6 separate regions of the Homo sapiens genome follow, and all the other regions are linked to region 1. The links are chromatin loops, found by intact Hi-C in ENCODE. Cell type or tissue: endothelial cell of umbilical vein. All regions are shown on one strand.

Region 1 (5,000 bases):
CGTGCTCACTTTCCCTCATCAAAGGATGCCAAGTCTGCTGCCCCCTCCCCAGTGGGTGCATCTCTCCTCGTGCCTCAACCTCAGCACCGGCAAGTGGAGACCCCTGCCATCTCCTGGGAAGAAGTTTGCTTGGAGAAGCCCTTCCAGCTTCCATGGTCTGGCTTACCTGGCACAGGATGGGACCTGTGCCAGGGTGTATTTGAGTGATATTAAGGAAGAGGAATCCAGGAGACTTGATGATTAACTGGATTTAGGGCAGACGGGGAGTGGAGCTTGAGGGCAATGCTCAGATTTCTGACTTGAATGATTTGGGGGAGATGCCTTTCACAGAGAGGGCAGACCCCAGAGAAGGGGCAGTTTGGGGGAATGGAGGAAGAGTGGACAGGTTGAGAGGTAGGGAGTGTGAGCTGCCTGCGGGCTTTCTAATGGGGATGTTCCAGATGCAGATGTAGATTGGAGCTCAGGAGATAGACCTGGGTGTGCAGAAGGTGCCCAAAGGCAGGATGCAATCATCCGCAGGAAAAGTCAATACACACCCATTTGCTCCAAGGGCATTCAGCAATGGGGAATTCTCAGTGTGGCAGCCCCAGGGACTCACTTTACAGAGCTCCCCTGCGCACCCTGCAGTGTGCTGCAAGGCCTGGACCCGGGTGCCGCCTGCTGGATGACCTCCATCCCCAGATGTCTATGCTTGTGTCCCAGCAGCTGCCTTCTTTTTTTTCCTGTTCCAGCTGCCTCTGTTCCACCCTCCAGAGAACAAAGAGTGGCCTGGTTTGGGCACCAGGAAACCTGAGTCCCAGTCCTAACTCTGCTGACTGACTTTGGGATTTCTAAACAAGTCTTTGTCTCTCTCTCTCTCTCTCTCTCAGTCTCCTCAACAGTAAAATGGAACCAAAGGCTGGTAGGGTCAAACAAGGTGGTGCATTTGAATGCTTTACACATGTAAGGAATCTGGGTAAAAGCTGCCCGAAGTTCTGGCCAGGTCCCTCAGTCCTGTCTCCCCACGCCTCCCCAACCACCAGACTCGTAGCAGATCCTGCACCCAGATGTGTGTGGCACCACTCTCCCCATCCTTTGTTGCCTCCTCCTCTGGGGGCTCCAGGACACTACTCGGATCTCCTAAAATCTCCACAGATCCCCCCCCCCGACCCCGTCATCTTTGACTCACCAGATAACCCGGCAGGTCAGAAGACACCACTAATAATGTTCAGGTGGTGACATTTATTGCAATGCTAAGCAGCCCCTGCTTAGCTTTCAGGGCTATCAGGAAATGTCAGGCACACAGTGAATCGCTCTATACAATGCATCTTGCAGAACATTTGCAACAATCTCTTATTTGCTGATCCTAATTGAGGCCTCGCTGAGGTGCTCAGACCCCTCCTCTCCTCTCCTGCCCTTCAGCTCAGGCACTCTCTCATGATGACCCCTTCCTTGAATCCACTTTCACCAAGGCAACCGGCAGAGAGGTGAATTTAAGATGGAGAGGCACAGCCAGACGCGGTGGCTCATGCCTGTAATCCCAGCATTTTGGGAGGCCGAGACGGGCAGATCACCTGAGGTCAGGAGAAACGCCTGGCCAACATGGTGAAATCCTGTCTCCACTAAAAATCCAAAAATTAGCCGGGCGTGGAGGCGCGCGCCTGTCATCCCAGCTACTCAGGAGGCTGAGGCAGGAGAATCGCTTGAACCCGGGAGGCAGAAGTTGCAGTGAGCCGAGATGGCACCACTGCACTCCAGCCTGGGTGACAGAGAGAGACTCCGTCTCAAAAAACAAACAAACAAAAAAAGATGGAGAGACACGCTGCGGTCCTCCTAGGACACTGTCCCTTCATTTCAGGAAGAGTAGGGGTGGGTGAAGTTGCCACCCTGATTTCTGAAAGTCAGTTCACAAATCAGAGACATAGGCTGGTGCCGTTGTGCCGAAGGGAAGGTGTTGGACACCGCCGCAGGCTGTGTTGATGTGAATGGCGCCCATCTATTCCTCCACAGAGAGAGCCCTTCACCTGGAGAGTGCTCCGGATGCAGCCCTGGCTGCCAGTCAGAGGACGCCACCCCCAGCCACAGGGGAGAGCATGACTGCACTACGCTGAGACTATGGAAGGTCCTCCCCTGAGGTTTGTCCCATCAGAACTGAGGGAAAACAACAGATCACAGAACATCTGAGCCAAAAGTTGCTGGTGGCAGTGGTTCCGGTCCCTGGAAGGAACAAATCTGCAGGCGGAAAGGATAAATCCAACACGGAGAGAGGAGGGAGATGGTCCTGATAGCATTGGAGTTCCTGGTTGCAACTGTCCCTGAAACCCGGGCTCCGTGAGCCATAGTCTTCTTTTTGCCTTGTCTGGTTCAAATTGAGTCTGTCACTTGGAACCACCATGTTGTCACACTGTTACCGACATGTTCTCTCCACTGGCCTTCTGGAAGCAGTTCCCACGTCTTTGCTGTCTAATCCAGGCCAGTCCAGAAAGTGTGGCCTGGAGATCTGGGGCAGAGCAGACCCAGTGGCCACGCGTTCCACCCAGGGCCTCTCACTGCAGCTGCAGCACCACCCGCCCTCTTTGCCAGCACCTCGTGATTCCTGCTCTGCTGCCCTCTGCTGCCCCCAACTGGCCACAGGCATCGCTGCGCTCAACTCCTCCCGCCCCTCATGGGTTGGGGCCTTTTATCACAGGGACTCGAATCAGGAAGCAGAAGAAGCCGCAGGTCCGAAGAGTAGCAGCCTCTCCCAACTCCAGTCCCAGGTAAAAAAATGTATCTCCGGAAATGGGAACTCGAGAAAATCTTTACTATTACATGTGGGTTAAAAACACTCTTGTCTTCCCTAGGGGTGCGAATACTCATAATGTACAATGGGAGTTGCTGCTGCAGATATTTTCTTCCAAGTGTGGACTCTAGGCAGGGTTCCCAGGAGGCTGGAGCAGTGGGAGAGAAAGACGGAGACCGGAGGAGAGAGCCTGGAGAGTTTAATAGAGAAACTAAGTCAATAAAACAAGAGGAACTATGGGGACAGCATAGTAATTCGGGATGTAAAAGAGCCGACGAAGAAGTAGGATTGAGCCCCAAAGAGCAGCGCAGCCTCTCTGGGCTCATATTTTCCATAAATACTATGCGAGGAAAGAACCATTTATGTGTTTATAGTTTCCAGGATACTTTAGCACATAATAGTGCATTTGATTTCACACCACCTGAGACAGTTGGGATGTGTGTTCCCTCCAAATCTCATGTGGAAATGTGACTCCCAATGCTGGAGGTGGGGGCCTAGTGGGAGATGTTTGAGTCACGGGGGTAGATTCCTCATGAGTGGCCTGGCGCCCTCCCACACTAACGAGTGAGTTCTCACTCTGTTAGTTATCGCGAGATCTGATTGTTAAGAAGAGCCTGGCACCTCCTCCTCTTTCTCTTGCACCCTCCCTGGCCAGCCAACGCACTTGCTCCGCCTTCACCTTCTGCCATGAGTAAAAGCTTCCTGAGGCCTCACCAGAAGATGATGCGGGCGCCATGATTGTACAGAGTGCAGAACCATGAGCCAAACAAACCTCTTTGCTCTATAAATTATCCCGTCTTGGGTATTCCTTTATAGTGACACAAAACGGACAAACGCACCTTCCAATATGGTAATACTGTTGTATTGACACTTTTTTTTTCTCTCACAAGGAAATAGATATTATGAGAGATTTAGTGGCTTGGCTGAGGCGTATTTTTTACAAACAGCGGAGCCTAAACTCAAGCCCAAGTCCAACTCCAAGTCAGGGGCTCTCTGCCTCCACGTGGGTGAGGCTGTATTGTACGTTGATCTAGCCATGCAGGCTACAGTCACACCACCTGAATGTGCCTGATCTCATCTGATCTAACCATACAAAGTGAAAGCACGGGCTTCTCCAGCGTCAGGGAACCAGGGTGCAAAATTTGGCCCTCCTATTTGCAAGCTGTGTGCCTTTGGACAAATTACTTAACTACTCTGAGTCTCCCACATGGGTGTGTCTCATGGGGTTGTTTTAAAAAGCAAACATTAGTATATGTGCATCACCTGAGCCAGGGCATGACACATAATAGGTACAATTATGATGGTCACAAGACTTACCACGTGCATATTTCCCAATGCAATTCTCCCATAATGTTTAGTCTGATTTTGTGTTTTCCTAGTAAATTCAAATTCAGCCCCATTTCATTATTTCAACTGTAGAAGAGAAGACCCCATGGACACCTCATCACCAAAGCAAGTTAGTTGCTTTAATCCTTATTCTACGAATGGGAAACTGAAGCTCAGAGAAGGTAAGTCAATTCTTCGAGGTCACGCAGATAATACATGGTAGAACCAGGATATGAACCCAGGTTTTTCTGACTTTGAAGCCCCCACTCTTTCCAAATCCCTGTGGTCTGTGGCAATGGGAAGCATTACGGAGGAAAGTAAGGAAACAGGGACCAGTTTGGATGCTGTTGCAGTGGTCCAGATGAGAGATGACAGTGGCATGATAGCAAAGATGGCCAGAAAGGGGTAGATTGAGGCTATGTTTAGGAATACAGCTTGCAGGCCTGACTGATGGATTAACCTGCTGAAGGGTTTTTGGCTTGAGCGACTAAGTGAGTAATGATGCCGTTTTCTGAAATGGAAAGACCAGAGAAGAAACACATTTCAGGGAGGGGATAATCAAAGATCCTGCTTTGGTCTTGTTAAGTTCAGGTGCCTATTAGTCACCCAAGTAGAGCTTTTGGATCGATAGCTGGGTAAATGCATCTGGATCTCAGTGGCGAGGGCAAGACAGGCGATATCCACAGAGAGATGACAGGTAAAGCCAGTGGATTCCATGATATCACTTGAGAGGGAATGAATACAGAAAAAAGGTCAGGGACTGAGCCCCTGGGCCCTCCAACATTTGGAGATCCAAGGTCGGGGGGGTACCAGTGAGCTGGAATGTGGTATCCTAGAGGCCCAGAGGAGTCAATATGTCAGGAAGGAAAGAGTGGACAGCTCTGTTCAATGTCCATTAGAGGCTCTGTGAGGG
Region 2 (5,000 bases), 160 kb before region 1:
CAGAGAAAGAGATGGTGAGAAGAGGCAGAGGAGGAATGGATGGTCAACTGGGATATGATGTACCCAGGGTAGCTGTGGTGTGCTAAAGTCTCTAGGGAACAGAGACTAGCCCCGGCCAGTGTCCATTTTTCTTCATTTTCTTAATCATCCATTGATTCATTTATCCAGCAGCCATATACAAATGCTCTCCAAGGTCCTGGGCACTGCACTAGGCACTTGGGTGGGAGGGGTGTACATAGATGGATTCAACACAAAGCTCACAAGCTGGTGGCTTCCTTCATGTATATAAGAAACAAGAACTGTGCCCAGTTAACCTCTCTGTCCCCAGCACCCACATAGAAGCTGGCACATGGTAGGTGCTCATTAATGTCTGGATGGATGGACAGATGGATGGACAGACGGCTGGATGGATGGACGGATGGATGACTGCAATGCAATGTGGAAAGTAATCCGTGAAATTGTCAACACATCATCATAGCAACAGTTAGTTAAAACCACTCTGATCCCAGTTGGCCTGAGTTAGAATTGAGACTCTTCCACTCCCTTGGGCAAGTTACTTAACCTCTCTGTGCCTCATTTTCTCATCTATACAGTGGTGACAGTAATATTACTACCTCACAGGATTGTTACGCTGAGTGCATTGACGTCATAAAATGCTTAGAACAATGCTTGGCACTTATTACAGTGTAAGTGTTAAATAAACTAAACATCCTGCTTTTGTTTTCTGTGTGCTCAACATACCCCATCCCATCCAAAATTCAGAACAACTTTCCAAGGGAGATAGACTCTCCCAGTTTTATAGAAACGTGGAAACTGAGGCTCAAAGTCACTCTGCAAGAAAGGAGCAGAGCAAGGATTTTTTCGCAGCAGGGAGCTGTCCAGCTCCAAAGCCCTCTGCTGAAACCTATCATGCTGAAAGTCCACACCAAGTGTTCCCTGGCCTCCTCTGGCTGGCTCAGATTCCACACAATGCCTGACCATGTTGGTTCAGGTGTGGTAATTGAGGTCAATGGGGAAACGGAGCCTCCTGAAATCCCAGCAGCTCCCATGCTACACCAGTTCCAAAACCCTCTGATTTTAGGGCTGGACATTGTGGCTCACACCAGTAATCCCAACTCTTTGGGAGGCCAAGGCAAGGGGATCACTTGAGGCCAGTACAAGACCAGCCTAGGCAACATAGTGAGACCCTATCTCTACAAAAATAAAAATATTAGCCAGGCATAGTCGGGCAGGCCTGTAGTCCCAGCTACTTGGAAGGCAAACTGAGGCAGAAGGATTGCCTGAGCCCAGGAGTTAGAGGCTACCGTGAGCTAAGATTGTGCCGCTGCACTCCAGCCTAGGGGACAGAGCCAGACCCTGTCACTTTAAAAAAGAAAGCAAGAAGAAAGCCCTCTGACTTTCCTCTTTACACATTTGAGGCCAGCAACAGGGCACTTTGCACTCCCCATTGACTGGTGGGGAAACCTGGCATCAGGCACTTCCTGAAGTTTCATAGCAGATCAGTGACAAGAGGCCTTGGCTCCTGACTCCTGGTCCTGTCCTTGGCTGTTCCAGCTGACTGTCCTTCCTCCCCACACAATCTGAGGGTCGGGAAGAATGGACCCTTCCAGGGAGGCATAGCCCTTGCAATACACACAGTTCTGCAGTGGAGTATGGGGCGGGGTCTCCCAGAGTATCTCCCAGCAGAACCCCATCGGTTGGAGCACCAGCTGTGCTCCTGGTCCTCTCCCTCAGTCATATCCTGCTTCCGGTCTTCAGGATCCACTTCCGGCCCTGTTGCCGAGGCCTCTACCTCGTGATCCTCCCTCTTTGTGCCCATTGGTCAGTTGTGGCTTATTTGGGAGGACAGTGGCATCTGGCATTTATCTCCTTCCCTTTAGGAAACCCACATCACCAACTCTTCGCCTCTAAAAAAAATTCTCCAAATTTGCTTCTTCCATGCAGAAGATATTTTAATTACCCCAGCTGCCATTATCTGTTCCAACCAGCTTTGAGCCATTCCCAGATAACCTCGCATTAATCAGCCCCAGCTGAGCCCCTGGTACATGTCATGTGTAGGTAAAAGCCTGGAGGTGAAAAAAGAATTATAATAAATTAATAGATAAGCAATCACAATTAATGCCACTTCCTGGCAATAACAGTGATATCATGGGGAAGATATTTTCATCTGTCATTCCTTAAGGCGATGTTTTCCAAGCTTCAGCTCCTACCCATTCAGACCCATGGGGTGCTAATGAATTAGTTTATTATGTTATGCTGAATGTTTCTAAAAGGTCCCTCGTCGATACTGAATTCAGTGTGTCAACATTTGGCATCGAGAACACAACTTTTTGCCAAGCAGCAAGGTTGCACACAGTTCACAGTGTACAGCACTTGGGGTCTTGGCCCTGGGCAGTCTGAATTAAAAAAAAAAAAAAAATGGAGCTGGACAAAAGAGCCTCTTCACCAGCTCCCCATTGTCATTGTCCTCGTATCACGGGGATGGGGGCACTCTGTGCCACAGGCCCTACAACACTTTGCAGCTAAGCCCAGGCTCAGGGGTTACAGGGAGGAAGGTCATCCCAATCACTACCACCCCAACCTGCCCCCTCCCGGGCTGTGATCAGCTGCAGCCTCTGTGTCAGTCTCAACAGACCAAATGCTGCCTCTGGAGACCAGAAGGGCTGGTTCCACCAGCACCCAAGCTCCCACCAAGGCCAGAGATGCTGCCCTTCACACTGAGTCAGGTTGGCCTCTGGTTACCTAGATGAGGGTAAATCGAGTCATGGAGGCCCTGGGCAGTCTAAAGCTTTGGCATCTTTCAAGCCTTAGATATCAGGTCAACACTGAATTGGAGAAGAGACTGAATGCCATGCAAGGAAAGGTGAGGAGGGCGCCCCCTGTAGGCAGAGCTCAGCTTCTCTTCCATGGTCGCAGCAGGTCAGCCCTGGCCCCAAACTTGCATAACACCACTGTCCAAAAGGAAATCCTTCCAGCTCCCCAGACCCTCCTGGTTGAAAGGCAGTTTGGGGAAGATCTCATCCTCCACCCCAGGCAGTTTACCAACCCTCTCCTAAACTTCCAGTCTGTAGATAACCCTGAGTTAATTAGCCCCAGCTGAGCCCCTGCTACATGTCACATGTAGATAAAAGCCTAGAGGTGAAAAAAGAACTATTATAATAAGTTAATAGATAAACAATGACAACTAATGCCACTTCCCGGCAATAACACTTATATCATGGGGAGGGTATTGGGTTGGTGCCATTAAAATAATAACAAAAACCACAATGACTTTTGCACTAACCTAGTATTTTCATCTGCCCTTCCTTGAAGCTGCCCCTGAGAGGAGGATGTGAAACACTTGTCGCTACATTCCAGGCTCTTCTCAGTGATGCTTAAGTGCCCCAGGAGCCACTCAGCTGGCTGACCCTTCTTTCCACTTTGGGTAACAGGAATATTCAGCCCATAGCTCATAGGGGAGACAGACCCAGACACAAGCAGTTGTTACCAGTGGCATGAAAGCCCAGAAGTCTCAGGATAAGAGCAGAATCGCGTCTGACGCACTCTGTTGTGCATGTGTACAGGAGCAATCAGGAGGGGCTTCCTGGAAGAGGTGATACTTGAGCTGATTCTTGGAGAATAGCTCACCCAAGAGAGGTCAAGAAGACAAGCATTCTTGCCTGGAAATAGAAGGCATACAAAGGTGCTGAACAGAGGGACGAGAAGCAGGACAAAGGGTACAGGGGCCAGCGAGACTGGGAAAATTAAGGCCTGAACTTGCATCCTGGGACAAAAAAATTGAGAGGGTAGGAAGGAAAGTGAGCCTGGAGGGGTGGAGAGCTTTGGAAAACTGTACTAAGGAATTTGTACCATATTCTGAAAAGACTACAAGGAGTCATGGAAGTATTTGAAGTGTGGAAATGACAGGCTTGGATTTATACCTTAGAAAGATCCCTCTAGTCCCTGCCCAGAGGGTGACTGCCCTGGCAGTGGGCATGAGTTGGGGGCTGGGCAGGTAGAGCCTCTCGGTAGGAGGAGATGCGTCATCATAGGGAAGAGGGAGGGCTCTGGAGCTGGGTAGCCTGGTGTTGACTCTGTCACTCCCCAGTTACAGAACCTTGAGCAAAAGGCCTAATATCTGTGTGGTTCAGTTCTTTCCTCTAAAATGGGGTGATAATAACACCATCCTAGTCGTGTGCCCATGTGAATCAATGAGTTAATACAAGTAAGGTACTTTGAACAATGCCTGCCATTCTGAGATTTGTAGGTGCTCAGTAAATGTGAGCTGACTTTGCTTGTTCTGATATTGCCAAGACGAGTAAGGTAGGAAGACACCAACCTATGTCTGCCCTGGGGGCTGTATGTACCCAGTAGCTGTCACAACCTCCTGCCAGACGAGGCAGAACATAAACATGTGTCAAACACATACATGATGTTTGATATGTCCCAGACATGTTCTAAGGGCATCTACAAACTCACTTATTTTCCTTGACAACTCTATATGGTAGGTGGCACTTTCAACCCCATTTTGCAGATGAGGCAACTGAGATGAGGAGAGAGGGTGAAACTCGAGCCCAGGTGGTCTGGCCCATGTCTGGCCACCTCAGGGAGCCGCCCTGGAGGAGCTGAGGGAGGGAGACTTCTTCTGGGATATTTATTCTCTCCCCTCTTTGCTGCCCTTCTCTGATTCGAGAGGCATCCTGATCTAAACCCAGACCCATCTGTGTGTGTTTCTCAGTCACGAGTAATCGCTTAGTGGCTTCTCAAAACACAGACTCCAGGCTCCACCACAGACTATGCATCAGCGTTATCTAGGTGTGGTTCATATTCTAGAAAAATAAAATCCCCAAAGACAGCTCTGATGCATGTCTTGTCCTGGACACCCACCGAGGACATAGAACATAGAGGGTTTGGAGTAAGACAATCAACGATGCATCAGTCAATGTTTAACAACCAGCTCTCTGAAAGGGAGAAAAAAGACAAAACACAGAAATCCTGATTTGTAATGCCTGCAAATGTCC
Region 3 (5,000 bases), 730 kb before region 1:
ACTGGGCAACAGAGTAAGACTCCATCTTAAAAAAAAAAAAAGTGTTAGAGGCAGGGGCTTGTGCAGAGGGTCTTGGGGCATTTCAGACCTACCATCCTGTCCCTGTATTGCATTCCCTGCCTGTTGGGTGCCCTCCTATGCCTGCCACCACCCCTGGATCCTCCAGGTCTCCCGAAGCTCAGCTGCCTCCTTGTCCAATTTCATTTTCTCACCAGACAAATGAGGGGCTGGATCCGCCTTTCCATTCACACAGGCAGTTGTCAGCTGCAGTGGCATCTGTTCTTGTTGGAAAAATTAAGAAGGAAGTGAAAGAAGCCACAGCCCTAGAGCGGATGGCTAGGGAATCTGGGTCTGGCCTCTCCTGCGAAGACCTTTCCTGTCTCCCGTAGGAGGTGCCTGGGAGGCAGCTCAGGGCCGCAATGGACATGGGTTCTCCACCAACATTCTCTTCCCTTGAGAGGGAAGTGTGGGCCACAGGCAGTGGCTCACATCTGTAATTCCAGCACTTTGAGAGGCCACGGCGGGTGATCGGGTGGATCATTTGATCCTAGGAGTGGGACCAGCCTGGGCGACATGGCAAAACCCCGTCTCTACAAGAAAATTAGCCGGGCGTGGTGGCACGCACCTGTAGACCCAGCTACTCAGGAAGCTGAGGTGGAGGATCTATTGAGGCCTGGGAGGTGGAGGCTGCAGTGAGCCACTGTGCCACTGCACTCCAGCCTGGGCAACAGAGCGAGACCTTGTCTCAAAAAGAAGACAACGACAACAAACAAACAAACAAACAAACAAAAAACCGGAAAATGTGGTTAACATGGTTAACAGTATGGCCTCTGGAGCCAACTCCTGGGCAGGATCCCAGCTCTAGACTGACAGCTGTATGTTTGCTTGGGCAAGTTATCTAACCTCTCCGTACCTTAGGTTTCCCATCTAGCTCATAATAATGTTGTGAGGGTTAAATGAATTGATATATGTAAAACATGTGGAATCGAATACACATCTGGTACCTAGTAAGCATGTGCTTTAGTAGTGTCATAGCTGTTATTTTTTCTCTTCCTTGCCCTAGGGATTGCTTCTCTGAGGGAGGCACTCAGCCTACTGGTGTGGTGCACCCAGAGACAGAAGAGCTTTCTATGGACTGGGCAGGTTGGAGAAGGCTTCATTAATTCTACAGACCTTTATCGATCCCAGGTCCCTGAACCTCCCCCGCCCCACCGGGAACCCCAAGTCTAGAGCGGAGGGAGGCAGACACATAAACAGAGAATCAGTATAAGAGGCAAGTATGTAATGTTCAGGGGAAAAGAGGAGGTAGTGGCTAATGGATATGAAGGCTGGTGGAGGGAGGAGGTCAGAGAAGGCTTCCTGGAGGAGGTGGCATAAGTAGAAAGTAGAACTGCGAATGACAGTTTGCCAGGCAGTCCCAGGGTGGAAGGCCTTCCGGGAGACTAAGAAGAGATGTGCTCTGGGCAGCAGGAGCCCGGCTGTGAGGAGCCTGGGCTTTATCCTAAGGGCAGGAGGGAGCACCAAGGGCTGTGGAGTAGCAAGGACATAGGCAGCTGGAGGAAGGTGGCTTGGGCAGCTGTTGGAAGATGGCTGGGCATGGGAGGACTTGTCAGTTCCCTTCCTTATTCATCTCTGCAGCCCCAGCTGCCAGGACTGGTCAGTCCAGCACAGCATTGCTGGCTACCACTGAGTAGATGAACAAAGGAAAATACCTGTGATCATCTAGGCCTGAGACAGCTGGGACCAGAGAGGTAGCTGGGGTTTTGTAGGAGGGTGCAGAGCTGACGGTTTGTGGACTCTTGCAGAAGGTGTGGGGACTTCTCTTGAGGGTCATGTGCTTCTGGCTCCCCTAACAGCTCAGCCTGGGGTTGCCCTGTGTGGGAGAGGCAGGTCATGCCAGCAGCTGGGCCTGACTGGCTCTGTCCAGCAGGGGGCAGCCGCAGTGCGCAGATGGGCGTGCCCGGCGCCTTTTCTAAGTGCCACCAGCACTTAGAAAAGGGTCTTCGTGGTGGGTGGGTCGGACCCAGTGTGGCAAGGGCTTCCTTGGCGAGCTGAAGGGCAGAGAGGGGGCACCTTCACACCCTCAGGATCTTGTTGATTGGGGCAGTCCTGCGGAGACCAGGGATGCCCGCAAGACCCTGGGAAGCCTAAGTAATTTTCAACCCTGGGAGCACATTAGAGTAGCCTGGGGAGTGTTAAAAACCCACCCAGGCCTGGTGCCCTCCCCAGATCCATGAATCAGAGTCTGAGGGTGGGGCTCAGGCACCAGTCATTAAAAAAAAAAAAAAAAAAAAAAATCTCCCCTGGCCAGGTGCGGTGTCTCACGCCCGTAATCCTAGCACTTTGGGAGGCCGAGGCGGGTGGATTACCTGAGGTCAGGAGTTCAAGACCAGCCTGGCCAACATGGTGAAACCCTGTCTCTACTAAAAATACAAAAAATTAGCCGGGTGCAGTGGCGTATGCCTCTAATCCCAGCTACTTGGGAGGCTGAGGCAGGAGAATCGCTTGAAATCGGGAGGTGGAGGTTGTGGTGAGCCGAGATCACGCCATTGCATTCCAGCCTGGGCAACAAGAGTGAGACTCTGTCTCAAAAACAAAAAAACCCAAAAACAAACAAACAAACAAAAAACTCCCCTGGCAATTCTCTTTTGTTTGTTTCTTTTTTTTCTTTTATTTTTTTAATTGAGACGGGGTCTCACTCTGTCACCCAGGCTGGAATGCAGTGGCACGATCCCTTGGCAATTCCAGTACGCACTGAATTGCCCAGTGGCAGGGGTTTGAGAGGAGTGAGCCAACAAATGTCAGGACCTTCTTTTCCCTCCTGTGGGGTAGGTCTGGGTCATTTAGATCTCATGCCCACTATAGTCACAGCAGGGGGTCCGACGGCCCTTGGCCCTTGGCCTCAAGGCTGAGAGAAGGTGGGGAGCAGGGTCGCCTGCAAGGAGACACCTGCTCCCACCTGCCAAGGATGAGGCATTCAGAGTGGCTGTGGGGTGTGCTCGGGAGTGTGTCTCAGCACCGCTGCGCGTGCGGGGGCACATCCCTGTGTGCAGGTGCTGGGTACCTACGTGCATGCAAGTGTGTCTGTCCGGCATGTGAAGGGGCTTTTGGGGCTGGTTCTGTCTGCCTGGCATGCTGGCTTTTGCCTCTGTGCTTTGTGTATGTGTTGGGACACGAGTGTTGCTCTGCGCCAGCAGCTGTGAGCTGTCTCTGTCTGCAGGTTGTCTCTGCATACACGTTGCCTCTGTGTCTTTTGTGTGTCATGGTGTGTGGCTATCTCAGGGCTGGCCTGTGCACATCTGTGTTCTTGGGTCTTTTAGAGCCAACGACGAATATGAAGCTCTGCTGTTTGAAGGTGTTTTTTCTCTTTCTTTCTCTCCTTCCAGCCTGATCAGTATGCTGCTCCCGTGCAGCCTCCCCAAAGACCACACACAGGCGAGTTCTGTGTGGACAGAGTCAAGTGTGGGCTTAGAAAGATCCACCACAGCCCCTCTAGGAGTAATACCTCCAGTCAGCCTCCCTCTAGGTGTGCAGCCGGTCTTGCTGGCCAGAGCCTCCTTGCGGCCGATGCAGCCAGCAACAGGCACCGTCGGCCCACCGAGCGTGCCAGGCCCACCGCCCCTCCCTGCCCACCATGTTGGAAAGGCCATAGGAGGGATCTCAGCTAAGCAGGGCCAGATGGAGACAGAAGGACCTCCCAAGCAGGCCAGTTTGGTGCCACTTTATGTCAATATTCTCTAAATATTTGTACAACATTTATTTAGTGGAGAAGGTAAAATGATATTCTGTTAGTTAAAAAAAACCCCAGTATATCTGCTTATAATAAAAAATGGAATTTATTGCATGCACCAAGCATCACATACATGTTAACTTAGCCTTTGATATCGGAGTTTTCCCATCATTTATAATTGGATGTACATTGTGATTCACTAAGGATGGAGGTAACTGTTACATAGCTGTGGATACGTAGTTTGTTCCCAGAGACATAACTCTTTTTTTGAGACGGAGTCTCGCACTGTTGCCCAGGCGCAGTCTCGGCTCACTGCAATCTCTGCCTCCTGGGTTCAAGTGATTCTCCTGCCTCAGCCTCCCGAGTAGCTGGGATTACAGGTGCCTACCACTAGGCCCAGTTAATTTTTGTATTTTTAGTAGAGACGGGGTTTCACCATATTGGCCAGGCTGGTCTTGAACTCCTGACCTCAGGTCATCTGCCCACCTTGGCATCCCAGTGCTGGGATTACAGGCATGAGCCAACGCGCCTGGCCCCAGAGACAGAAGTCTTTATCAGGCATTGTTTGGTTTGAAAATTTCAGCCAGCTCTGCAGGCCATGTTTACCCTAAACCAGTACTGCCTTTTTGTGAGTCAGACAAAGGTGCCTCATTCAGGCAGCTCCAGCCCCGTGGACATGGATATGCAGGTTTGGGAGTGGAGGTTGGCTGGGACCTCCCTCAGCCCTGTGTGTGGTGTGTAAGGGGCACCTGCCTGTGTGTGTGTGGTGGGCAGGCCAGCTTAGATGTGGGAGGGTGGGTGGTGTGTACTGGTTTGTGTGTTTTCATGGTGTGTCTGATGTTTGAGTACAAGGAACGTATATTGTTTTGGGTGGTGTGGGTCTGGATGGGGTGTGAGTTGCATGGAGTGTGTGATGTCTGGGTGTTTCCGGGGTAGTGAAGAATGGGTTTTGTGTGAGTGGTGATCATTTTTGGGGACATGGAGGTCAGTATGATATGAGTATCCAGCTGGTGGGATGTCAAGTGCATGCAAGGCAGGTGCCACGTGTGTGATTGTGGCATGTGCCTTCTATTGGGTCAGGTGAATTGGGTGTGCCTGTATGTGTGAGGGTGTGTGGTGTGTAATGCATGCCTGTGTGCGTGACTATGAATGGGATTCCCTGGGACAGGTTCAAGGTCTCAGCCCTCCAGTCTAGCACTTGCAAGCCTTGGCCAGGCCTCCCCAGGGCTCCTCCCAGCCTTTGGGCTGCCGCTGAGGTGGGGTGGGCTCT
Region 4 (5,000 bases), 130 kb after region 1:
GAGGAGACGGTCCTTCTTCCCATTTGACAGATGAAGGAACTGAGCCCGAAGAGGCAGCCCTAGCAGTGAGTGGCAAAGCTTGGGTGTGACCCATACACATCTCTGCTCTCTTCCACCCAGCCCTCATCTCCCAATCTCCAGAACAATTCCTGGAAATTAGTAAACGCACAGTGCAATGCATTCTACTGGCCAGGGTTGCCAATAAACAATATGTAATTCTTTAGTATGGGTATGTCTTAACTATTGCATGGAACACACTTATAAACTTGTTGTTTGGCATTCAAATTTAACTAGGCATCCTGGATTTTTATTGGCTAAATCTAGAATTCTACGATAACCACTCTTCCACTCACCCACTCCTAAGCCTCCTGGAGAGACGTTAGGATAGGAGTTTCGGGGCCAGGCGCAGTGGCTCACACCTGTATTCCCAGCACTTTGGGAGGCCAAAGCAGGCAGATCATCTGAGGTCAGGAGTTCAAGACCGGCCTGACCAACATGGAGAAACCCTGTCTCTACTTAAAATACAAAATTAGCCGGGCGTGGTGGCGCCTGCCTGTCATCCCAGCTACTCGGGAGGCTGAGGCAGAAGAATCGCTTGAACCCAGGAGGCAGAAGTTGCAGTGAGCCGAGATCGTGCCATTGCGCTCCAGCCTGGGCAACAAGAGCAAAACTTCGTCTCAAAAAAAAAAAAAAAAAAGGAAATGTGTGTCAGCCCTCTGCCCCCACCCACCAGAGAAAGAGCAGACAGCCCTATGGAAAGGACAGGGGAGGAGCGAGGCCTTGACTTCGGGCAGTGCTGGGTCTGATCTCTTGCCCCTTGGTGTGTGACCTTGGCCAAGTCACTCACCCCCTTTGAGTCTTCATTTCTCCATAGGGGGGTTGTGAGCATTAAATAAGATAATCCACACAAAATGTTGTATCTTGTGTAAGTGTTCAATGGAAGGGAGCCATTATTATTATTGTTATTATTATTATTATTTACCAGATGGTGAAATTAAGGCTTAGAGAGGGAAAATGAGTTGGTGAAGGTCACCGGGAGTTGGTAGCAGACCAGACACCCGCACTCAGGCCTCCTCTGTCACTGCAGCACTGCAGCACTGAGGCACTGCACCGTGCAGCTGCTTCAGTGTTTTGTGGCCAAGACACCAGAGGCTAGCTGGGCAGTCAAGGCTCAGTGACCTATCCCAAATATCCTCCTTCTATAAACAGCTGCCTGCCGCAGCACCTGAGGCCATGGCAGGTGGCTCAGGGCCCCACAGTCTACACTCACCCACTGTTTCCTCCCCAGAGCACCTGCAGACCAAAGATGGTCTTCAGTCCCCTCTCCCTTGTGATCTGGGGGTGCTGTAAGTTCCCACCCTATATCAAATCTATCCCTAGCCTCCCAGGGAAGTTGAGAGCTGCCCTGGAATGACAGCAGTGAGGAGGAGCACTGCCATCTAGCCCGCACCAGCAGGCCAGGCCCTGGAAAAAACAAAGGATGCCTGCAAGCTTCTCAGCCCCTGAACTCCCATCTCACCTTCAGATTACTACCAGATGCAGCCGCCAGGAGAGCCTGGGATTTCTCCCAGGCCTCTCCCCAGGTTGGAAAGGAATTGAGAGGAAAGACTAGAGTGCCCTCCCACAGCGGGCCCTGCCTGGGATTCCACAGGGACCTGGCCAAGAACTCTGCCCCCTCCAACTCCCCTCCTCCCTCCCCGACCCCAGCACCCCATCTGTAACCCTAACGAGTTGCTGACAGTTCCCATCTGTTCCTCTCCGGCTTCCTGGGGAAAGGGAGAGAGAGGAGGGGATGCTGAGAAGGGTAGAACAGAGCAGAAAGTGGTTTCCTCACACTGGGGCTGCTGGGCATCCTAGCCGCATGGTTGTCCACTGCCCTGCTGCCAAAGAAACCCTCATGCCCACACCCCTGGAGGTCCCACTCCTTAGGGTGTGAGGGTCTTTAAGAGAAGAGGTTCCAGCCACAGTGTCCTGCCCAGCTGCTGACTTCCAGATTCAACAGCTGGAAATCCAGCTCTCAGAAGGACCATCTCAGGAAGAGAAAGGACCAGCCTGACTCCCCAGTCCAGGAATTCCCAAGGTGCCTTCTTCCCTCACCCCACCCCCACCCACGTTCTGCTCTCAGACCATGGGACAAGGTGGGGGCTTAAGGACAGGAGCTGCAGTCTTAGCCCACAGGCCCAGCCCACCCCCATCAGCTCCTATCTGGCTCCCGCTCGCCAATGCTGCCATCTAGAGGTCATCCGGGGCACCTCAGGAACCGATGCGCTGCCCAGGAGCCCTCTAGGATCCCCACCCCCAAGGCCCACCATGGAAGGCTGGACCAAGGATGGAGTGCCCAAACACCTTGCCTGGAGGCGCTGGGAGCGTCACCTCACCCACCCCCTACTTCCAGGAAGCTGTATGGCCATGAGCTGTTCCCTGGCTCCTTGCTCATGGAGTGACCCTCTTCACGGAAGCTCAGGGCCTGTTAGAAAGGAAAATGAAGTCGCTATAAGAAGGGAAAATGAACGGGAAAGCTCAGGGCCTGTAAGAAGGGGAAACGAAGTGATGTGCCACCACGTCTCACACTCACTGAAGCTGCCATGTGGATAATAGTGCCCCATTTAAAAGTCGAGGACACAGGCACAGGTAGGTAGAGGGAACCGTTCATTTAGAGTGATAAACTTCCTGGCTTGGTTTTCTGGAGGGGATCACTTCAGTCCTCAAAGGTTCGCTAATTCGTTTGCCAGTCCTGTGCTGGGGGAGGACCTACTGTGTGTTGGGGTCTGTGCCAGGTCCTGGGAAACTCAGGGACATATCAGACGCTGCCCAAGGCACACTCACCAAGGGGCTGGGGGGCATGGGCAGGACTCCTGGCTACACCAGGAAGTCCCTGAGAGGCAAACCATGAGGTCCCTGTGAGAAGTCACCAGCCGTGACAGCAATGCCAACAGAACCATCCTCAGCCAGGGAAGGCCATTTGGCAGCCCATGCTTCTTAGACGGGGCCCTGTCCTGAGCACTGCTTCAGAGACTTACCCATAAGGGACTAGGAGAGGCCACCATCCACCAGTCACCACAGCCAAGCAGCCCTCTCCCCCAGAGGAACCAACCTCTCTCAGAGCCAGCTATGACAACCCCCAGTCCCCTAGACAAGCTAGAGAACCCACAGGGCTAACACATAGCAGGTGCTCAGCCTATGTTAGAAGAATGAAGAAATTAGATAATTAAGGGGTTATTCACACGGGAGCTTCCCAGCCATATAAAATCAGATCTACCACTCCTTCCACCCCTGGCTGTCCTTGTCCCAGTGGCCAGCAAGTCCTTAGAGTAGAGGAAACCCAGGAGACTAGCATTCTCGTTCCATTGCTGCATCTCACCTGCTGCGTGACCCATGGCAAGCCTCCCCTCTCCGGGCCTCAGTCTCCCCATGTGTATAAGGGGGAGTTGGACTAGACAGGTGGTGTCTAAGGCCTTGGTATAGGGGAGGGTAACCTAACCCTACCCAGCCACCCTAACTCTCTTACCCTTTCCACCCCTCCTCCTCCAGAATCAAAGGTGAGGCCATAAGCTGGTACCACATGGAGACCTAGAGGAATTGCTGCCCAACACACCTGTGTGTCCCCCCAACATACACAAAGTATGCATATGTACATACAAACATGCACACATGTGCATGAAGCCACATACATGCACGCATGCATTACAGGCACCCGTGTATACACATACCAGTGTCTGCACATCACACACTCAAACACATGCCCTGTGCTCAGTGCTGCAGAGCCTCAGAAACAAGCTTAGGGACACACTGAAGTTATGAAATTGATTTCTCTGGGAACAGTTGGAATTAGTTTTAATTATCTTTATCTTTCTTCCAATTGTGCTCTCAGCCTTCCCCTCGCTGTGTAATCCATTGCTATTGACTTCCCCGTAGGCGCTGGGGATGGGGGAAGCTGGGTGGGGTATGCAATGTGTTCATTTTTGGTACAAATAAACAACAGCAACAATCACCTCCCACCCATGTCTTCCTCTGCACCAGAGGAATCAGCCTCTCCCAGAGAGCCAGCAGGACTTCCTGCTCCCACAAACACACTCACAACATCCAAACCTTATTCTTCAAGGAAGCCCCTTCCAGGAAGCCCTCCCTGGTTGGGATGAGAGAGGGCTTAGACATGCGATCTGTTCATATCTCTACATCTCACAAGTTTGGGCTTTCAAAGTGGTCCCCTGAGGAGGCTGAGCTTCATTCAGGAGGCTCAGATTCCCTGCTGAAAAGCCCTTTCTATCTCATCCTCCAGGATCCCCTCCCTGAGCTCCCACCAGGCCCTAGCATATGGGATGTCCCCTGTACAGCATCTAGTATAGTGGGGGCAGGACCTGGGTCTGATTCATCTCTGAGATCAGGCACATAGTAGGTGATCAATAAATATTTGTTGAATGAATGAATGAGTCAATGGAAAATTCCTTTTTGAAACCTGCCTTTAGAGTCTAACACATCTACTCATTCATTCAACCAATACTGAGCACCAATGCTGTTCCAGGCACTGTGCCAGGCACCAAAGATACAGAAATGAATAGGAGCTGGTCTGATCCTTGTGCAGCACCCCACTTAGGAGACAGGACAGGGGGGTGGGGTCCTCAAGCAGAGATGGGGTGAAAAGTGTATCTGAGTGAGAGAAACAAAGGCAGAAGCTTTTATTTTTAAGAAATCTTAATGAAGGCAGATCAGTTTTGAGGAGCTGGTTGCCTCTAGAACTAGGGGGACTGACTGGTAGGATGCTCTGTCCTCCAGGGGCTCCCACGCTGTGCCCAGGCCTGGGCCAATTCCACACCAGGCACGTGGGAGGCTCTGCTGCCCTGGGTGTGTGTGCAGGGCGATATCGGCCCCTCCTCCAAGGGGTGCTCCCCTTGGAGCCGTGAAGGGGAGGAGGCCATCCCTCACCAGCAAGGTGCCAGTGCTAAGTGCCCTGCAGCACTAATATTTTATGATTAAAAACCATTAAGGTTTAGACCATGAAA
Region 5 (5,000 bases), 470 kb before region 1:
CTGCCACTCTGATGCCACCTGCCCCATGGCTGAAGTGATCTTACTTTTTTTTTTTTTTTATCCCAAAATTGTCCCACCAGCTCTCTCTCTTACTCCAGGTGAGACTGCCTGATACGGTGCAAAGAACTTGCCAAAACCACATAAGTGAAGAAGAAATACTACTCACCCACTGTGTGACTTTGGGCTGGCGGTTACCTCTCTGGGCTTCTTTCCTATATCTGTTGAGTGGAGACTGTAGAAGTACCCACCTTAGAGTTCATCTGTAAGCCTTAAATGAGGCCATGCCCATCATGGCAGCCCGCAGGTGGAAGTCATTCTCTCACTGCTACACCAGGGCCCAGCCCTGTGATGCATAACAGCCCCCTCCTCTTCTCCTGGGCTCCCACTGCCGGGAGTTCCTCCCCCTTTCTCTCCACACTTCCACATCTTAAGTGCCAAATTTGAGGTCCCCTAGGAAGTTTCCTCCTGTCTCCCCAATTCTCACTAATTAACATCTCCATGGTACCCTGGCCATTTCCTGGAAAGGAAAGAAGGGATTTTGGCACTGGACAGGCCTGAATTCCTAGCTTGACTCTGCCTCTGCCTCTTGGTGATTTTAGAAGAGTCACTGGATCACTTAAAGCCTCAGTTTCCTTATTTGTAGAATAGAACCAGAATTAAATAAGATGATGCAAGAAAAGCATTTAGCACAATGGACTCAAATCAATGTTAAAGCACTTCAGCACAGATCCCACAACTTGGCTGCAAATTGTGGGATCTGTGTCCACCTGAAGTTTATTTAGACCAGAGGCCAGCAAACTTCTTCTGTAGAGAGCCAGAGAGTAAACATTTCAGGCTGTGCAGGCTAGAAGGTCTCTGTTGTAGCTATTCAGCTCTGCCATTGTGCAAAATCAGCCATAGACAATACACAAATGGGAGAGGCTATGTTCCAATAAAATCTCATTTACTAAAACAGGTGATGGGCTTGTTTTTATCCTTCAGCCATAGTTTTCCAACCCCTAATCTAGACCAATCTTCTCACTTAACAAAAAGAGGAGAAAGAATCTCAGAGCTAGCAGGCTACCTACCTCAGGCGCTTGAGCCACCTACTGAAGGGGGGCAGGCAGGAAGGAAGCCCAATTCTGAGGACTCTGTGCTGAATTCTTCTCTTCTTGTTCCAAGTGGGTTAACGTTCTTTCCTTCATTGATTTGTCAGTTGCACACATGCTAGTTACTCATTAAATATTAATTTGATTGGTTTAATATCCCAATACATCTTTGATCCCATCTTGGAAGCTTCTGGATTTGTTCTTTGGAAAGAGCTCTGAAATAAGAGGCAAAGAAGGGATCATGAGCTGGCCCAAAGTCCCTGGTGAGTCAGGAGTTCCCAGTTCCCAATCCTGGAGGATATTGTCAGCATGACAAGGACAGTCTTACAGCACCAGCCACTAGTGTGGCCATGCTCTGCAGCCATGAAATTCTTCCTTTGGTTTCTCCAATAAAAGAATCCTCTAAAAAGAATCTCATCTATTAATGTGATTATTAATCTGGAAAAAAAAGCCCACTTCTCAATAAAATGAATCTATGACAAGACAGATGTAATAAACCTGGTTAGGATTTATGATGTGCCCGGGCAGCGTTTTGCAAAAGATAACGTTCCCCTGTAATGTGGATTTGCCGGATGAGAACCATGTAATTTATTCTGTCAATGTACATAAGAAATGTTATCTGTGTGGGGAATGACTGATGGCCTCATGAAAGCTGGCAGGGAAACAAATAAAACAATTTGGGCCTTGAAAATATAATCACCTAATGATCACATCCCCCTGTTGGTGACGTGGAGTGCAGGGCTGGAAGCTGCTGCTGTTGTGAATTTGTCGCCCAGACAAGGAGCCATTTACCCTTGAGCCTGGCACCAGAGGGCAGCAGGGAGCCCCAAGAGTCTCTTATGAAGGTGCAAGTTCCTCCCTCTGGGCCTTTGCTCAGGCTGTTCCCTCCTCCTGGATGTTCTTCCAGTCCTGGCTCATGGGTCTCTCCTCCACGGCAAGTTCCGTGTCTGCAGCTTTCCAAGCCCAAACTATGGCGACAGCAGGGTTTTTGCCTCCTGAGGACGCTTGCAGCCACTCTCTGGTTCCTTTTTATGCCACTTGGCACTTGTTCCCATGGATTCAGTGATTGATGTAATTTTCTTTTTGAGACTAGACCTCATCTTGTTTCAGCATCTTCTGTAGGAAGGATCATTTCATGCGTGCACCTGAGTGTTCTCTGAGTGAATTAATGCTCAGAGGCGTAGCTACTATCTGTTGAACATGTTAAGTGTGGCATGCACTGTGCTAGATGCTTCACAACATGCTCATGTGAATGGAACCACCCCAAAAGGCACCACTGTTGTTTGCTTTTACGTAGTGGGAACTGAGTCTCCCACTTGAACTGCCGTCCAAGGTTATACACACGGCAAGTGGAGGAGCCAGGATCTTGCCATTGTGATTCCATATTGCACGAGCCCTCTGTGCCAGTCACCCTCCCATGCTGACTGCCCCCTCCTGAGACCCTTCTTCCCTTGGTTTCCATACAGCAACCTCTCCTGTTTTCCCTCTCACTTCTCTTACCACCCCTTCTCATTCTTTCCAAAACCTTCTTTCTTAAATGTTGGTGTCCATCAGCTCTGTGCTCAGCCTTTCTTCCTCTCTCAGCAGCACTTCTTATTCCCTGCTTTAGCTTTCACATGGAGGTTTTGACTCCCAGCTCTCTCCCTGTGTCCCAAGTCCCTCCAGGAACATTCCCAAGGCACTTCAGAACTGAGTTCACCATTGCTGCGCCCACCCATAGCTGCTCCCACCCCTAGCTGCTCCCCACATCCACTCCTCCTTCTGTGATCCTATTCTCAGAGGCTGGCACCTCTCCCATCCACCCACCTAAATGACCTGACAGCCACCTTGATTAGCTCTCCTACCCTGCCCTCAAGGGCAGACATGTCACCAATAGCCTCTTGTTAGCCACTTCTGGAGCATTTCATCTGCCACCTACAACTGTGCCCACTCTAGTCCAGGCCACTCTTATCCACCAGATCTTTGAGCCTCAGCAGAGACATCACCTCCCTAAGGAAGCTTTCTGTAAACTTTCCAGACGAGCTTTAGCACTCTCCAGCCTCCTCCCATTGGACCTTAGGGTGCTTGTCATTCTCCAAGGTAATGATGTGCCTTTAGACCTTTCCCCTCTAGACTGTGAGCTTTCTGAGGGCAGGGGGCCAGGTCTGATGGACTTAGGAACCCTGTGTGCCACATAAGGCTGGGCCTGGTACACAGGAGATGCTCAGAGACTCTCTGCTAAGTGAGTGAGTCAGGGAGTGACACAGGCTGGGGGAAGCCTAGCCAGAGCCCTGCCCCAGAGTGTGCTGGAGAGATAAGAAAGACCTCAGGCAGATGCACCTCTGGTCACTGAGCATGGCCCAGAATCCTTGGGAAGGGCAGAAAGCCAAGATAGCCAGAGGGAATACCTTGGACATGCCCTGGGGCACTGGTTGAAGAGTCCATGGGCAGGGTCATCAAAGGGTATGGAAAGTACACAAGAGGGAGTATGTCTGAGCCAAGGCCAGCATGGAGGCCAGAACACAAGGACATGAGGCTGGCTCTGGCCTTGACAACATGAGGAGAGGCCAGAGTACAGGCTGGAGACCAGGCAAAGCCTCTCATCAGGACAAGGCCAGGGCTGGGAAGTGACAGGGCTACCAGAGACAGGGCAGGGGAGCCTATATGTCAAACACACGCAGGCCCAAGTTCCTGTAGAGAATCTTATCTCTGGGAGTGCAGCATGAGGCTTAGACACACAGCTTAAGGTAAGCCACCACGGCTGGGACATTGAACCTTGAGTCTGAGGAAAGTGATTGTATCATTCAATGCCTGGCAAGAAACAGAATACCCACCAGGTGATTCAAATGAAGAAAGGTAGATGGAGGGACTGCTTATAGAGGTGTAGGCAGAATAACAGGAATCAACAAATGATCACCCCGAGAGTCACAGCAGCAGAGAGCTGCTACTCCTCTGAGGATCAAAAAGAAAAAGGGCCCAGTAAGAGCTGGAGCCAGGGAGGAGGTCTGGGGAGAGCTGTTAGCCACAGAGGGGTATAGCTACTGCCAGAAACATGGTGCCAAAGCAAGAAGGGGGCAGAGAATAAATGACCCAACCTCTCCTTCTGCCCTGCTGATGACTCCCATTGGCTGAACCCAGCAGTGAGGTTAAATTCCCGGGTCATGGAGCAGATTAGAAAAGGAAACAGAGTTGGTCTGGGGGGAAGTGAGGATCAACCAGTACGGTGACTCATTGTTAAGTCTCCCAGCTGATATGCTAAGGCTGAATCTGGAATCTCACTGCAGAATTGACCTGTCTGCTAGTTGGTCTGCAGGCAGGGCCATGAGGGAATCTAGCTTTGGGATTTGGGGAGGCAGAGGCAGAAAGAAGGTGAGCAGCCCTGCATGAAAATGGAGGCCTCCCTAGTTGGTCTTCTGTTCTTATCATGTGCGAACCTTGAGCCAGGTTTAAACACGAGGTCTAGACTGTGCTAAGGCTGAGACCATGACTGTAGGACTTAGTTTCCCTAAAGGTAGAGTGACAACATTAGATCAAAGCAACAATTCTCAAATGGTGTTCCAAGGAGCTCTAGAGCTTGGTGGAGATGCCTCAGGGGTTAGTAAGTATATGGAGGAGGAGGCTAAGAGAGTTGCTGCGGGGAGCCCTAATAAATGCTAATCAGGCCAGCTAGTTAATGAAAAAAGCCTTTCTTGCATTTGGCTTCGAGAGAGCAGCTCAAATGAGTTGGACTTGGAGCATTTCAGCCTGGATGTGGGTACTGCCAGAGAAGGAGGGATGGTAACTGCCAATGCTTTTGGCAGTCCTAGAGTCTGGTCCGTGGTCCAAGAGGCAAAATATTGGGAGGCAGTTAGGGTGGGTCCCAGGCATGTCCTGAGAGATGCTATGGACCAAACTGGGGAGCCAGAGGGAGAGAGAAGATAAAATCCAAGCATC
Region 6 (5,000 bases), 620 kb before region 1:
GTCATGTGGCTCTGCATACTCCCTGGCCCACGGGTGGGAGCCCCCAAGGGTTGTGTGTATTCAGTTGAAGAAGCATTCGTGTAAGTAAAAGTGCTCTAGAAAGAACAGAAAAAAAGCGACATAAAGGTCAGAGAGTTTTAATGTGAATGTTGGCAGTAATGGAAACACATCCGTCAGTTAGCAAGATGGATGAACGGAAGATGAAAAAGGGAAGGCAAGGGGAGAGGTAGGAATAGAAATGGGATGGGGCGCTGGTCAGGCAGTGAATGCAAATCCCAAGTGGGCTAGGCTCAACTCCTAAGCAAAGGGGGAGATTCAGAAGCCGGGGGGTTGAAACCCAGGACACTGGTCAGCAGGCACTGGGGCTCCCTAGCCTGTCTGTTATACCATTGAGGAAGCCACTGGCTTCCACTGTTATAGTGGGTCATATACTTTTACTTACTTTTTGGCTTAGGGTAGCTTTCCTGTAAGCCTTCCCTCTCCCCCTGAGAGTGTCCTTTTTAGCACCAGGGGTGGTCTCTCTATATTCCTTTCATGGCCATGGGGCTTAGTATGCAACGTCCCTCCAGCAACCTCCCAAAGTCCTCCTTGCTTGGAGACCCCTCGTGTCAATGCTCATCGGAGGGCTATGGCAATGTCCCATAATCCTTCAGGTGAGTATGCAGATTAGGCTCTGCTGTGACCTGGGCACAGGTGCAAACCTTTAGTCTCCTTTCTGCTCCTTTTGGTATCTTTTTAAAAATTACAAAGCTTCCATGCAGAAATGTGCACACGTCACAATATTACAAAATGTCTGAAAGCAAATATTTCCCAAAGAATTGTGGGAACACAAGCAAACACCTTTCTTTCGTTCTCTGTTATTTCTGGATGAAAGCAGATAATGAGTTACCCTTTTCACAATCAATGTTCAGTGAATTTTTGGCTACATTTTTCGGAGCAAATATAAACAGGGTAAGTTGAAGGCATGGATTATTGCAAAATAAAATTGGGATACATGAAGCTTAAAAGTCTTAATTTTAAAACTAGTCCTCACAATAGACCAGAACTTGATCCTCTCTAATTCTTTGCAAACAGCGTTTGCATTTTATTATCAAATGTGTCTTATATCAGCGTAGGATGAGATTTGGCTCATGTTTTTGCATAAATATAATAAAAGGAGGCTTCCCAGTGAACATAGATTTGGGAAATAGTGTTTACTTATTTCTCTCAATTCAAAAGAGTGTGAACTGGAAATTTTTTGTTTCAGTAATTTTTTCTTTTGAACACAAAGGCTGTGTATTGTTTCTTTCTACAAAGAACACAAGCCAATCTGGGGACAATTATGGTTTTGTATTTCTCTCTGGGGAGCACAGGCTCATGCTGTGAACTTGCCGATCAGCAAACCAGGCTCCATGCCACCAGATGGGATGTGAACTTGGCATGGGGATGACCAAAATCCTGGGATCCAGACTCAGGACAGGCAGCTAGCCTCCCCTGGGGCAGGCAGGGACCAGAAGAGCCCCAGAGGGTCTTGTAGAACAGAGGCGGAGGAGGAGAGGACAGAAAGGACAGGGAGACAACCAAGGTATGAGGTGGGAAGTTCTAACATTCCTCTTTGTGCTATTCCGTCCTTCCAGGAATTACAGGTAGGGGAGATGCTGGTTTTGGGTGAGCTCTGGAATTTCAAAGAGGTTACCTTGGGTCTAGAGCAGATAGGAAACTATAGAGAAGCAGTGAAGGGCCTGGAGTCAGCCAGACCTAAGCCAGACCTGAGTCCTTTCTCTGCTGCTCATGGTAGCTCTTGACCATGGGCACTTGATGTCAACTCTTTGAGCCTCCATTTCCTTGTCCTGTAGAATGGGGTAATAATAGGACTTTAGAAGATTGTTGTGAAGGTTTACTGGAGAAAAGAAAAATGTGTAAGAAACACTTTACTTGGTGCCTGGTCCATATTTGCCAGCTCTTGGTTGTTAGTTCAAGCTGAGCAGAAGCACCCACATGCAGAAGGATTTGACAGTTCTGGACCTGGGCCTCAGTCTACTTTGCATTAGAGTAAATTATGTATGTCTGTCGTGATTATAGTTAGAAGCTCCCAGAGGGTTGGAAACTCCAAGCTCAGATACCTCAAATACTAGGTAATTGTGTTTTGAGTTGCACTAAATTTAATTCCTCCTTTAAACCAGTAATTTCAGCTCCACTGGTTACCTTCCTTTCTTTCTTTTTTTTTTTTTTGAGACGAAGTCTTGCCCTGTCACCCAGGCTGAAGTGCAATGGTGCAGTCTCGGCTCACTGCAACCTCTGCCTCCTGGGTTCAAACAATTCTCCTGCCTCAGCCTCCTGAGTAGCTTGAATTACAGGCGCCTGCCACCACGCCCAGCTAATTTTTGTGTTTTTAGTAGAGACGGGGGTTTCACCATATTGGCCAGGCTGGTCTCGAACTCTTGACCTCGTGATCTGCCTGCCTCGGCTTCCCAAAGTGCTGGGACTACAGGCGTGAACCACGGCGCCGGGTCCCCTTTTCAGGGTTGTTTCTGGCAGGGGAGGGTCCAGGTTCTTGACCACTTGTCTTTTTAGTACACTCTTCCTGCAATATGCACTCATTGTCACCAGGTGGCAGTAGAGTCCCAGGCCGCTTTGGGGAGCCGGGCCATAGCAAAGATTTCCATCCTTGGGAGACATTTAAAAATGGATTTCTACTTATTAAACCAGTTCAATGAGATTAACCTACTTACCACCCTCAACTTTAAGCATGGCAAGCATCAGAGCAGCTAATGAGACAAAATACAAAGTGTTTGGTACACTCAATTATCTTTTCTGGACTAATCCCTAAAGAGCGTCTAATCCGGTGCTCCCATTCCTCAGGGAAGGCATTCTCTTCTCTCAACACTCAGGTTCACTCCACTTGGTGTCACCACTCCCTGTAGCTTCCTTTTGCTCTGGCTTTTGTTCACTCGTTCAGCCAACCTTGAGGTGCATCTTCTCCGTGTGGACCCCATGCAGGGGAGTGCTCAGCCGGGGGAGGGAAGGGGAAGGGCTATGGAAACAGAGAGGGGGGTCACAAACCCAAGTGCCTTCCATGGCCAGGGTGGTAATGGAGATGGGTGAATTGGGTCTGAGTAAGAAGAACAGGGAGTTGGGGAGGGGCAACCTGGAGACTTGGGGCCCCACCTAGAGGGTGGCAGCTGCCACTCAGTTCCACGTGATTGTTGCAAGGTGGGAATGTGGCACAACACTGCCATATCTTCCTATTCTTCAAGATAAATTAAATGTTTAGGTTTTATATCTATATCTATATCTATATCTATCTATCTATCTATATCTATCTATCTATCTATCTATATATATATATCTATATATATATATATCTATATCTATCTATATATATATATAAAACATCTCTTACTTTAAAATTGTGGGCCTGGTTTGACTCTCGTGCTGTGAGTTTGAGACTCTGAAATAGAGGCTTATGGCACAGTGTGATAGAGTGGTAAAGAAGCTGTGTCCAGAGAACTGTGGGAGCCCAGAGGAGGGAGCCCCAATTCTGTCTGGAGCATTCATTCATTATTCATTCAGTAAATATTTACTGCATTCCTATCGTGTGCAGAATGCCTGGGATTCATAGTCGAACAAGATACACAGAATCCTTACCTCCATGGCGTGCACAGCTCATTAGGGGAGGCAAATACCGAACGCTGAATGATGTTATGTATGATTTGGTTGGATATTGTATAGAATAATCTGAGGGACAAATTTACAGTGCAATGAGCGTCCGCGGGTGGGTCAGGGAGGCCTTCCCTGAGGAAGTGATGTTTGGTCTGAGATCTGAAGGATGAATAGGAGTATAACTTGTCCATTGACCAGGCCAGCCACTGGCCATTTAGTTCCAGAAATGAGCTAAATGCCCACTGGGGAGGGTATAACTCAGAAAGGGCCATGATCTGGAGAAGAGGACACTTGCTGGGAAGGTGTCCCAGACGGTCAAAGTTGGACCCTTTTCCTCCATAGAATGTGCAGGACAGAGCAGAAATCCACTGGGGAAGAGACGAGGGAGCAGAGCAGCTTCCCTGCTTCCTTCCACCCAGAGCATGTGCTGTGAGAGCAGTGGGTGCCCAGGCCAGCAAAGGAGAGGCTTTGGGAGGGTCTGGGGAGAGTGGACAGCTCCTTCAAAGACCAGAGAGAGGGTCTCAGGCTAGCATTTTGGGAAGGAAAATTGGGGCAGAGAATGGAGGTCCCCGGCTCTCAGGCCAACAAGATTCCAAATTCCATCAGAAGGATGAGCAGTGCTCACAGGGGAGCTGAAGGCTGAGGACTCTGGGGCTGAGGAGGCTCCAGGCCCACAGTTACAGCAGGAAGGCTTGGAAGTCAGGTGCACAAAGTTTGACATATAGGAGAATAAGCTCTCCTGATCTGGTTTTGTATTCTGTTTCCCTGCTGATGAACTGTGTGATCTTAAGCAACTTACTTAAACTCTCTGAGCTTCAGCATTGTCATTTGTGGGATGGACATTTTCTGTCTGCTTTGTGGATGGGGTGATTAAATGGGATTAGGAAGGTAAGGGCCTAGCACTGTGCCTGACTCGCAGTTGATGTTCAATAAATTTGTGTTCCATTCCTCTGCCTCCTGCTCCTCTTCCAAGTAGAATAATTGCTCCCAGGAAACTCCTGTCTTCTGTTGCTCTCACATCCACCAACCCCAGGGCACAGCCCCCAGGACCTCAAAGTCACAAGTCCCCACTCCTGCCTGTGTCTCCTCTCCATCCTCTGCTTCATCCGGGGCTCACCCTGGCCACTCCTTTTGCACATACCTTTTTATAAAATAGACTACACATTCAACAGCAGACACAATCATACGTTTCCAGAATATCCTCTTTGGAACAGAGAAAAATAAGTCATGCTCTCCCCAGTCCTGGATCTCTAAGAGCATGGGTGGGGAAGGAGAGTTGTGCTGAATCCTGGCTCTGACATTCCCCAGTGTGCAACCTTGGGCACCATAATATGCGGAAAGGTGAAACAGTTTACAGA

The links. A loop is a pair of places that touch in the nucleus more often than their neighbours do. Peaks named below come from ENCODE experiments on the same cell type or tissue, not always from the same donor. Only the 100,000 strongest peaks of a DNase experiment are listed, where the experiment ranks them.
Region 2: it touches region 1 in a loop (2.0-fold over the local background); 2 of 110 quality-filtered maps call a loop at or near these places.
Region 3: a loop joins it to region 1, with 19 times the contacts of the local background. A loop is called at or near these places in 75 of 110 quality-filtered maps.
Region 4: it touches region 1 in a loop (3-fold over the local background); 3 of 110 quality-filtered maps call a loop at or near these places.
Region 5: it touches region 1 in a loop (15-fold over the local background); 7 of 110 quality-filtered maps call a loop at or near these places.
Region 6: it touches region 1 in a loop (16-fold over the local background); 14 of 110 quality-filtered maps call a loop at or near these places.

The regions. Positions count from the first base shown.
Region 1 is chr1:36,701,485-36,706,484 of GRCh38, reverse strand. It overlaps LOC107984941 (a long non-coding RNA gene), which reads left to right and starts at 4,164. Exons shown (of 3, transcript XR_001737977.2): 1 at 4,164-4,269. RefSeq lists an enhancer at 2,587-2,676. In endothelial cell of umbilical vein, a CTCF peak has its summit at 2,612 (motif pointing left); a DNase peak (open chromatin) is centred at 2,574.
Region 2 is chr1:36,862,261-36,867,260 of GRCh38, reverse strand. All of the region lies in intron 5 of GRIK3 (glutamate ionotropic receptor kainate type subunit 3), which reads left to right. Among named protein-coding and RNA genes, the nearest start is that of GRIK3, 170 kb to the left of the region's middle. In endothelial cell of umbilical vein, a CTCF peak has its summit at 2,862 (motif pointing left); no DNase peak of the experiment used is centred here.
Region 3 is chr1:37,431,403-37,436,402 of GRCh38, reverse strand. No RefSeq gene overlaps it. Among named protein-coding and RNA genes, the nearest start is that of LITATS1, 41 kb to the left of the region's middle. In endothelial cell of umbilical vein, a CTCF peak has its summit at 1,903 (motif pointing right); a DNase peak (open chromatin) is centred at 1,942.
Region 4 is chr1:36,573,482-36,578,481 of GRCh38, reverse strand. No RefSeq gene overlaps it. Among named protein-coding and RNA genes, the nearest start is that of CSF3R, 93 kb to the right of the region's middle. In endothelial cell of umbilical vein, a CTCF peak has its summit at 2,237 (motif pointing left); a DNase peak (open chromatin) is centred at 2,221.
Region 5 is chr1:37,174,351-37,179,350 of GRCh38, reverse strand. No RefSeq gene overlaps it. Among named protein-coding and RNA genes, the nearest start is that of MIR4255, 15 kb to the right of the region's middle. In endothelial cell of umbilical vein, a CTCF peak has its summit at 1,895 (motif pointing right); a DNase peak (open chromatin) is centred at 4,250.
Region 6 is chr1:37,321,554-37,326,553 of GRCh38, reverse strand. No RefSeq gene overlaps it. Among named protein-coding and RNA genes, the nearest start is that of LITATS1, 150 kb to the left of the region's middle. In endothelial cell of umbilical vein, a CTCF peak has its summit at 2,585 (motif pointing right); no DNase peak of the experiment used is centred here.